Linked DNA regions of Mus musculus: region 1 is linked to region 2. Evidence: chromatin contacts called from ENCODE Hi-C or POLR2A ChIA-PET data. All regions are on one chromosome and are shown on one strand. The core of a region is the stretch at or near the end of the contact, and the rest is flanking DNA. Distances in the headings are between cores, read along the strand shown. Region 1 holds the start of Nek5 (NIMA (never in mitosis gene a)-related expressed kinase 5). Region 2 holds the start of Atp7b (ATPase, Cu++ transporting, beta polypeptide).

Region 1 (3,692 bases), core at 1,109-3,608, 65 kb after region 2:
GGCCATTACCATCAAGGCGGGAACATGGCAGCATCTAGGAGGTTCAGGAGGAGCTGAGAGTTTTACTTCTTCATCTGAAGACTGCTAGGAGAAGACTGGCTTCCAGGCAGCTAGGATGGGGTTAATAAAGCCCACACTCACAGTGACATACCCACTCCAACAAGGCCACATCTACTCCAACAAAGCCACACCTCCTAATAGTGCAACCCCCTGGGCTATCAAAGTATTACAGAAAGAAAATGAGAACATGAAGTTAGGTAAAGGGCATGCAGACAAGTCCTTTGTTCAGTGGGAGGAGAGCAGGCCAAGAGAATGAATGCAATACATGTTCCTGGGAGGGTTTCAAGGGGATGAAAGAAGAGAGCATCAGGTGAACCTGAAAATGCACAACTGTGAAAAAGGTATTTGCTTTCATGCTATAGCAAGATTATGGGGGCTGCCTGCCTGCTCAGAGGAGAAGAGGAAGGGGGACAGGAGAAGGACTGTGGTGACCGGGAAGAGGGCAGTGAGCAAGATATAAAGTGAATAAGTAAAGATAAATAAATAAACAAACATAGAAAAATATGGGGGGGGGGGGGCTGGAGGGACGACTCAGTGCCCACTGTTGGAGCAGAAGGCCTAGGTTCAGTTCTTAGCACCCATCAGGTGACTCGGAACTGCCTGTAAATTAAGTTCTGGGGCTTCCAATGCTGCCTGGCCTCTGCAGGTGCTTGCAGTCACAAGGTGCCCATAAATTCACACAGGCACACGTGTATATATGCATAATAAACAAACAAACAAAATTTAAAGCTAGATATACCACTTAAAGTTATCTAAAATTCAAACTTAACTTTACCTTTGTCAAACTGATTTCTTTTATGACACAGTGACTGCTTTCTGATTTATCTTTAGCCAAGTACACCTTCCCAAAGGTGCCTTCCCCAATGATCTTAATCAGGTGAAAGTTATCCATGGCTCCAGGCGTCAGAACTTCCTAAAATGAAGAATAAAACCTTGACTGCACAAGACAACTAGCCGGCAGAAGAGGGATGAAAAGCAAAGGAGCTGTTTGTTAAAACTTTCCACCCAGCGTTTCAGACACACCTAAGGAACTTCCTTCTGGCCACAAGTAACGCTGCGGAAAGGGGTTTAGTTTGGTGGATTCCAAGGTCACGCTGGGATCTTAGACAATTCACCACCTCACAAAGCCTTTCTTCTCTAGCGTCTGAAATGGAAAATTATTTGTGTTTGAAAGAAAGACATGTCGCTTGTCCGGGGTGGGTGGTTGTCTAAAAAGCGGTAAGTCTAAGGGCGAGGCACGCACAGTTCGGGTCTCAGTGGGGACGTGCTGCCTTCTACAGGGAAGCCAGGGAACTCTGTTGGTGTCTGGGGTTCTACGTTGTGGTATTTAAGATGTACTTGGGGCCTTAGGTACTACCTATGCCATCCAAAAGTTGTTGGTCACACACAACAAGGAATCACCAAAACGTCTCTGCAAACCTTATGTAAAGAAAAACCTAATTCGTAATTATCTACCTCTAGAACCAAACTATCACATCTATCTAAGAGGGATTAACTAGTACTTCCTAGGAATAGAAACCGAGGCTTGGTTGGGTCTGGGCATTCTCCAATGAATTGCGCTCCAATTTGGAAAAATACCCCATCTACTGGCTGGCTGTAGGGCTGCAGTCAGTGGGAGATCCAGAGTTCTAGCAACCGCAGTCAGGTGACTGTCCTGGCAACGGGCTCCAGGAGTTTACAGGTGGACTACGCACTCCATTGTAGGTTGCTTTCCTGTTTCCCTTTTATGCCACAGTCAGGGCATAAAGGTTTTTTTTTTTTTTTTTTTTTTTTTTTTTTTTTTTTGCTGTACTGGGAAGCGAACCCAGGACTGCATACATGCAGGGTAGGCATCCTACTATTGAGCTTATTCTTTTGGGAAACCATTATTGAAACAGGTCTAAGCTGTTCACGTAGGCCTTGAGTTTGTCACCCTCCTGCCTCAGGCACAATGCAGACTTCTAAAGCCTTGGGTGGTCAACTATAGGTTGTTTTCCTATAATTTCAAGACGGGGACTTCTAAGTTGTCAGCGTAGGGCAACAGCCAGCATGTGGGCGGGAGACCAGAGTTCAGAACTTTTGTAGCTTGTGCGTTGTCATGGAAACCGACGCAGCCCAGTGAGCGGGGCTTCCTAGTTGCCGCCCTGTTTACTCCTGCCTAGATTCCCATTTCTCTCCCCTCAGCTTCGAGGGGCCCGCGACAGCTCCGGAAAAATGAACACATTGGGCTCAGCTTACCTGCTCGGCGGGCGTTAAGCAGTGAGCATGGAAGAATCGGTGCTCCAGCCGCTAAGCCTCCCAGACGCAGGGGCAGGGCCACCCTCGCCCGGGGGAGAGAGAGGGGGAAGTGGGCGGAGTGCTGGGCGGGAGCAGAGGAGAACCCCAGGGCTCATTTCCAGGTACCCCGGGTCTTCCCGCTCCTCCGCTCTATAATAAATAAGTCAGAGGTGGGACAAGCACACTTTTATTGGTCTGAGAGTTGGCAACCTGTAGCTTGGTGTCTGAGGATGCAGGAGGAGGCGGGACAAAGTCTGAGAAGGTTTTGTAGTGGAGAGTAGGGAATGGGAGAAATCACTCCAAGGGCAAACTTTCCCAAAACTGCGGGGTGGAAGATATGTCAGATTCTTGTTGCAGCCTTCGGGTTCCAGGGAGTGTGCTGGGGTGGCCATTTTCCAGAATTCTATGAACAGCATTTTTTTTTTTAAAGCCTCGGACCTGTTTTCTGGGTGGCCTTTTGCGCACGGAGTTAGGGGCAACTTTCCTAAGGTCCCCAGCATGCTAAGCAGTGTACAGCTGTAACATACTCCCAGGAGGAAGCATGTTTCTCATGCAAGGTCTTTTTTTTTTTTCTTAAAGAATTACTAATTTTACATAAATGAGCACACTGTTGCTGTCTTCAGACACACCAGAAGAGGGCATCAGATCTCATTACAGATGGTTGTGAGACACCATGTGGTTGCTGGGAATTGAACTCAGGACCTCTGGAAGAGCAGTCAGTGCTACTAATTGCTGAGCCATCTCTCTAGCTCTCATGCGAGGTCTTAATTACTGCTGAAAGGTGTATGTCAGAAAAGAACCTGGGTCCACTAACAAACCCCAGGTGCTGCCCAGTGATCTGCAACCTAGCATTTCCTGAGAGTCACGTTGCAATAGGTTACCTGTGGGAATATATAACTTTCGGGGTGGTACTCACACAGCAAGATAGCTATATCCAGTGGAATCTAAAACCCGTAACCATTTCATACCCCCCCCCCCCCGTTATCCAGCCCCCTCCACAAAAAAGCTCACTTCTCTAAAAGCGGACATCACACCTTTTTTTTCCCCCTCTTTTATCTACATTCTACTTCCTGGGACAGAATTTTATAAAAATGTAATCCTCTTAATGTTTGAAATTCTTACTGATTCCCATGTTCCGAAAGAATCGTATAACTGGAAATTAGTATTTCCTGACTACAGCATTTGTTTTGTTTTATAGTAGTATGCTACTGATTGAAATAAAATTTTAAAATCAAATTATCTTGGAAATTAATTCCTTAAAAATCTAATGGGTTCCACATGGGCAACAGTGGACTTCTTAGAACAGATGAAGTGTTGTTGTTGTTGTTGTTGTTGTTGTTGTTTCCCCCCCTGTAGACAGGGTTTCAGTATGTACC
Region 2 (3,538 bases), core at 41-2,540:
ATTTCACTAACAAGGGACGCTGGATAAAACTGCTGGATTAATTAGTTTCAGAGACCTGAACAAAAGGAGCAAGCTCCAATCCAGCAATCCAGACCTAAAGAAATACGCCCAGTATTAAATTCGATGTCAATAACCAAGTGTAAGGCCAGTTGAATGGCTCGATGAGTGGATGCACACAATCTTGAAGCCCTAGGACCTGTTTGCTGAAAGGAGGGAAAACCAACTCCTGGACGTCTTCTGCTGACCTCTCACGCCTAGATTCTCTCCCCCTCCATTCTTCCCCATATACACATAAAACAAATAAATAAATGCTTTAAAAAAAAAAAAGACTCAAGTACAAGTAGGGCAAGATGGCTCAGTGGGTAAAGGCACTAGCTTTTAAACCCGACGACCCGACACACTGACACACATGGTGGGAAAAGCAGCACTAAGTCCAGCAAGATGCCCCTAACCTCCATCACACACACACACACACACACACACACACACAACAATTCAAGTGCAAAGATCACGTCAACTGGGAAAGAAAGGAAGCAATCGCCATGACCACCCAAGAGGGAACCACCAACAGACTATGGGGAACACCTATGACACTCTGGGAAACAATCTACAAAGTATAACTAATTGGAAAAAAAAAGTTCCGAGAACATAAAACGTGATTTCAATTAAGCTAGACAAAATATTTTAAAACAATGCACAAATCTTCAAGAATTCATCATATGCCTGCGACCTATACAAGTTTCAGTAAGTATTTGTTGATTGAAAACGCACATGAAGAAAAGAAAAACAGACCTGCTTTTCATGTTAAATATTCTACGCTGTTTGCATCTCTAAGAGGCTGCATTAATTAACCCCCTGTATTATTAAATGAATGCCTTCAAGGTACAGGACTTGGATGTAGACCTTTTGAGGAGCATTAGCCAGGCATTAGCGAGGTATTAGCACTCCCAGGAGCAACTAGAGTTTTTATACAGCAAGCCCACGCTCAAGAGCTCTTTAATAAGGACCGGGGAAAGTTCTGGGCTCGAAATCGTTGTACACCAGAGGGCTAGTGGCACCCTTGATCTAGAGGGTTTTCCTCCCGGGTTCTCAGGGGTACGTGTCCACAGTCACGAGCCCTGGAGGAACCGAGGAGAAAAGCGCTTTGAGCAGGTGCGTACACGCTGCGGTCAGGCAAAGGAAACTTACTTTCCGACTGGCCTCTTTGGCTGTGACCTGTCTCTCCTGTTCAGGCATCGTCCCCACAGACGCCAAGTTCTTCCTGGGATCCATCCCCGAGCCCAAAGGTCACCTGGTTGGGGGGAGGGAAGGGCGACTTTACAAGCCAGGGAGAGGAGGCGCGAAGAAGCGCATCCGTGGTTCCTGGGGAACACAGGGCTCAGATCTCCCAGCCCCGGCGCTGCGGACTACGGACAGCGAGGTCCGCGGTGCGCTGCAGATAGGGTGCAGCGAGGACCACAGTCTCAGGACGCCCGCTCCAGCGCAGCCCCCTCTCCACCCCGCGCCCCGCTACTGCGGCCGCTGGGGACTCGCCGACACCTCTGAAAGAGCGGACTCTGTACTGGAAGATTAGCTCGTCGCCCGCCCGGACCTCCCATTGGGTCCCAACCGGCTGGCAGCGCCGCGGTGGGGGCAGGGCTGGGCGCCCTCAAGGGGGCTTCCAGACGGGAGGGGGGGGAGCGAAGTGGGCGGGGCGAGTGGGGTGGGAGGGGCGAGAGAGCCGGCTGTCCATCACAAGCCACGCCCCACCACCGCCACCGCAGCGGCGTGGCCCAAGTGGGATGGGCCCGTGTGCGCCCCGCCTGTGGGAAGCGGCTATTAGGCAACCTGCAGGAAGGCGTGTAAGCGGGGGGCGTGGCTAACGGCACACGCTTCCTCAGGAGCCAATAGGATAGAAGAACAGGCAAGCGCTTCCGGGCTGTGAGAGGGGAGGGTGGGATAAGATGGCGGCGGACACTGGGAGCTGGTGCGTGTACGCCGTGCTGCGGTGAGGATCTGGTGGCCTGAGCTCACGAGGGCGTGGAGGGTTTGGAGGCAGTCCAGATAAAGTCTGTAGAAGCGCTTTCTTCGTGCCTCGGTTTACCTCGGTTGTTTCGCATGCCGATCAGCTGTTTTCCTTAACTGGCTACCTGCTGCTTCGTAAACCAGTTGGTTGACTCTCTGCTACTTGACCATCTGTTGATTTCTTCTTTCCTGGTTGATGTTTAAAGTTGTAAATATATTGGTTTTGCCTTTGAGATACATATCGTTTCTTATGTAAGAATTACATAAAGTTGGTAGAAATAAACAGGAATGTTAACCACCCGGTGGTCACTACTATTGTAATAGTTCCATATTTCAAAAGTTGTTTCTGCCCTATGAAAGCCTACCTAAGTTCATATGTGTTTTTGTTCAGGTTGAACATTTATAGCTAGCGAAATAGCGTTCTGAAGAGCAGTGGATACATGCATTCTTGCCAGAGTTTGTATTACATCTTCCTTTCTGAGCTGTCTGCTTCAAGGTCTGTAGTGATTGCTAAAAATATGAATAGGCTAGTTTGTTCTAGCACATTCTTGGCCTTTTCCCGATAAATGGAATGCTGCCAGCTCTGTACAGTGTACATTGTCATGAGTGACTTTCTGCATTATAATGGTCATTGATAAGTAATTCAAAGCTTTGGATTACAGTTACCTTTCTTCCAAGCATTTGGTTTAAATATGGGTATGTATTGGCTAGGAATCAAGTGTTTACCTAACATCTTTGAGGCCCTGAATCACCAGTCATCACCACTAAGGGGAAAAAAATTAATTTTTTTTGTTTTTTTGTTTTGTTTTGTTTTTGTTTTTCGAGACAGGGTTTCTCTGTATAGTCCTGACTGTCCTGGAGCTCACTTTGTAGACCAGGCTGGCCTCAAACTCAGAAATCCTCCTGCCTCTGCCTCTCAAGTGCTGGGATTAAAGGCATGTGCCACCACCGCCCGGCACTTTTTTTTTAAATAATTTTTTTAGCAGACTTAGGAGCTACAGAACTTAATATTAAGCAAGTGTGTAAAAAGTAAACCTTAGTTTGTAGCTGACTTTTTAAATTGACAACAGGTTGATTTTCACCTTTTATTTATCTCAGGTTTTTCTATTCACTCTTCTTTCCTGGACTGATGATATGCGGAGTTTTGTGTGTATATTTGGTCATTGGCCTTTGGGTTATCAGGTGGCATCTACAGAGAAAGAAGAAGTCTGTGTCGACCAGCAAAAATGGAAAAGAACAAACGGTGGTTGCATTTTTCCATCCATACTGTAATGCAGGTGGCGGAGGAGAGAGAGTTCTGTGGTGTGCTTTGAGAGCCCTGCAGAAAAAGTAGGTATGCATCTTTCTTAGCTCAAACACAGCGCTACTGCTTGCTAAGATCATACTGAATTTTAGTTTCCACAGATTTCAGTGTTGCAGAGCTGTTATCCCAACTTACCTGGAGTCTAAAGTGGGAGGATTATTGGAGCCCAGGAGTCATAAGCCAGCCTGGGCAACATGAGAAGTACCTTTTAAAATGGGAATTTAAAAAGAA

The links. Hi-C counts contacts between places; a loop is a spot of excess contacts on that map. ChIA-PET counts read pairs that join two places held with the same protein, here RNA polymerase II (POLR2A).
Region 1: a loop to region 2 is called in a map of T-helper 17 cell, with 2.0 times the contacts of the local background. The contact joins the promoter of Nek5 here to the promoter of Atp7b in region 2. A Hi-C loop is called at or near these places in 2 of 37 maps with a recorded cell type or tissue (T-helper 17 cell and T-helper 2 cell). POLR2A ChIA-PET finds 5 or more read pairs at or near these places in 1 of 5 experiments (embryonic stem cell).

What each region holds. Positions count from the first base shown.
Region 1 is chr8:22,122,709-22,126,400 of GRCm38, forward strand. Nek5 (NIMA (never in mitosis gene a)-related expressed kinase 5) reads right to left here and starts at 2,359. Exons shown (of 19, transcript NM_001347318.2): 1 at 2,278-2,359; 2 at 836-973. The coding sequence starts at 952.
Region 2 is chr8:22,058,784-22,062,321 of GRCm38, forward strand. It overlaps Atp7b (ATPase, Cu++ transporting, beta polypeptide), which reads right to left and starts at 1,291. Exons shown (of 21, transcript NM_007511.2): 1 at 1,189-1,291. The coding sequence starts at 1,272. Alg11 (asparagine-linked glycosylation 11 (alpha-1,2-mannosyltransferase)) reads left to right here and starts at 1,938. Exons shown (of 4, transcript NM_001243161.1): 1 at 1,938-1,987; 2 at 3,103-3,333. The coding sequence starts at 1,944.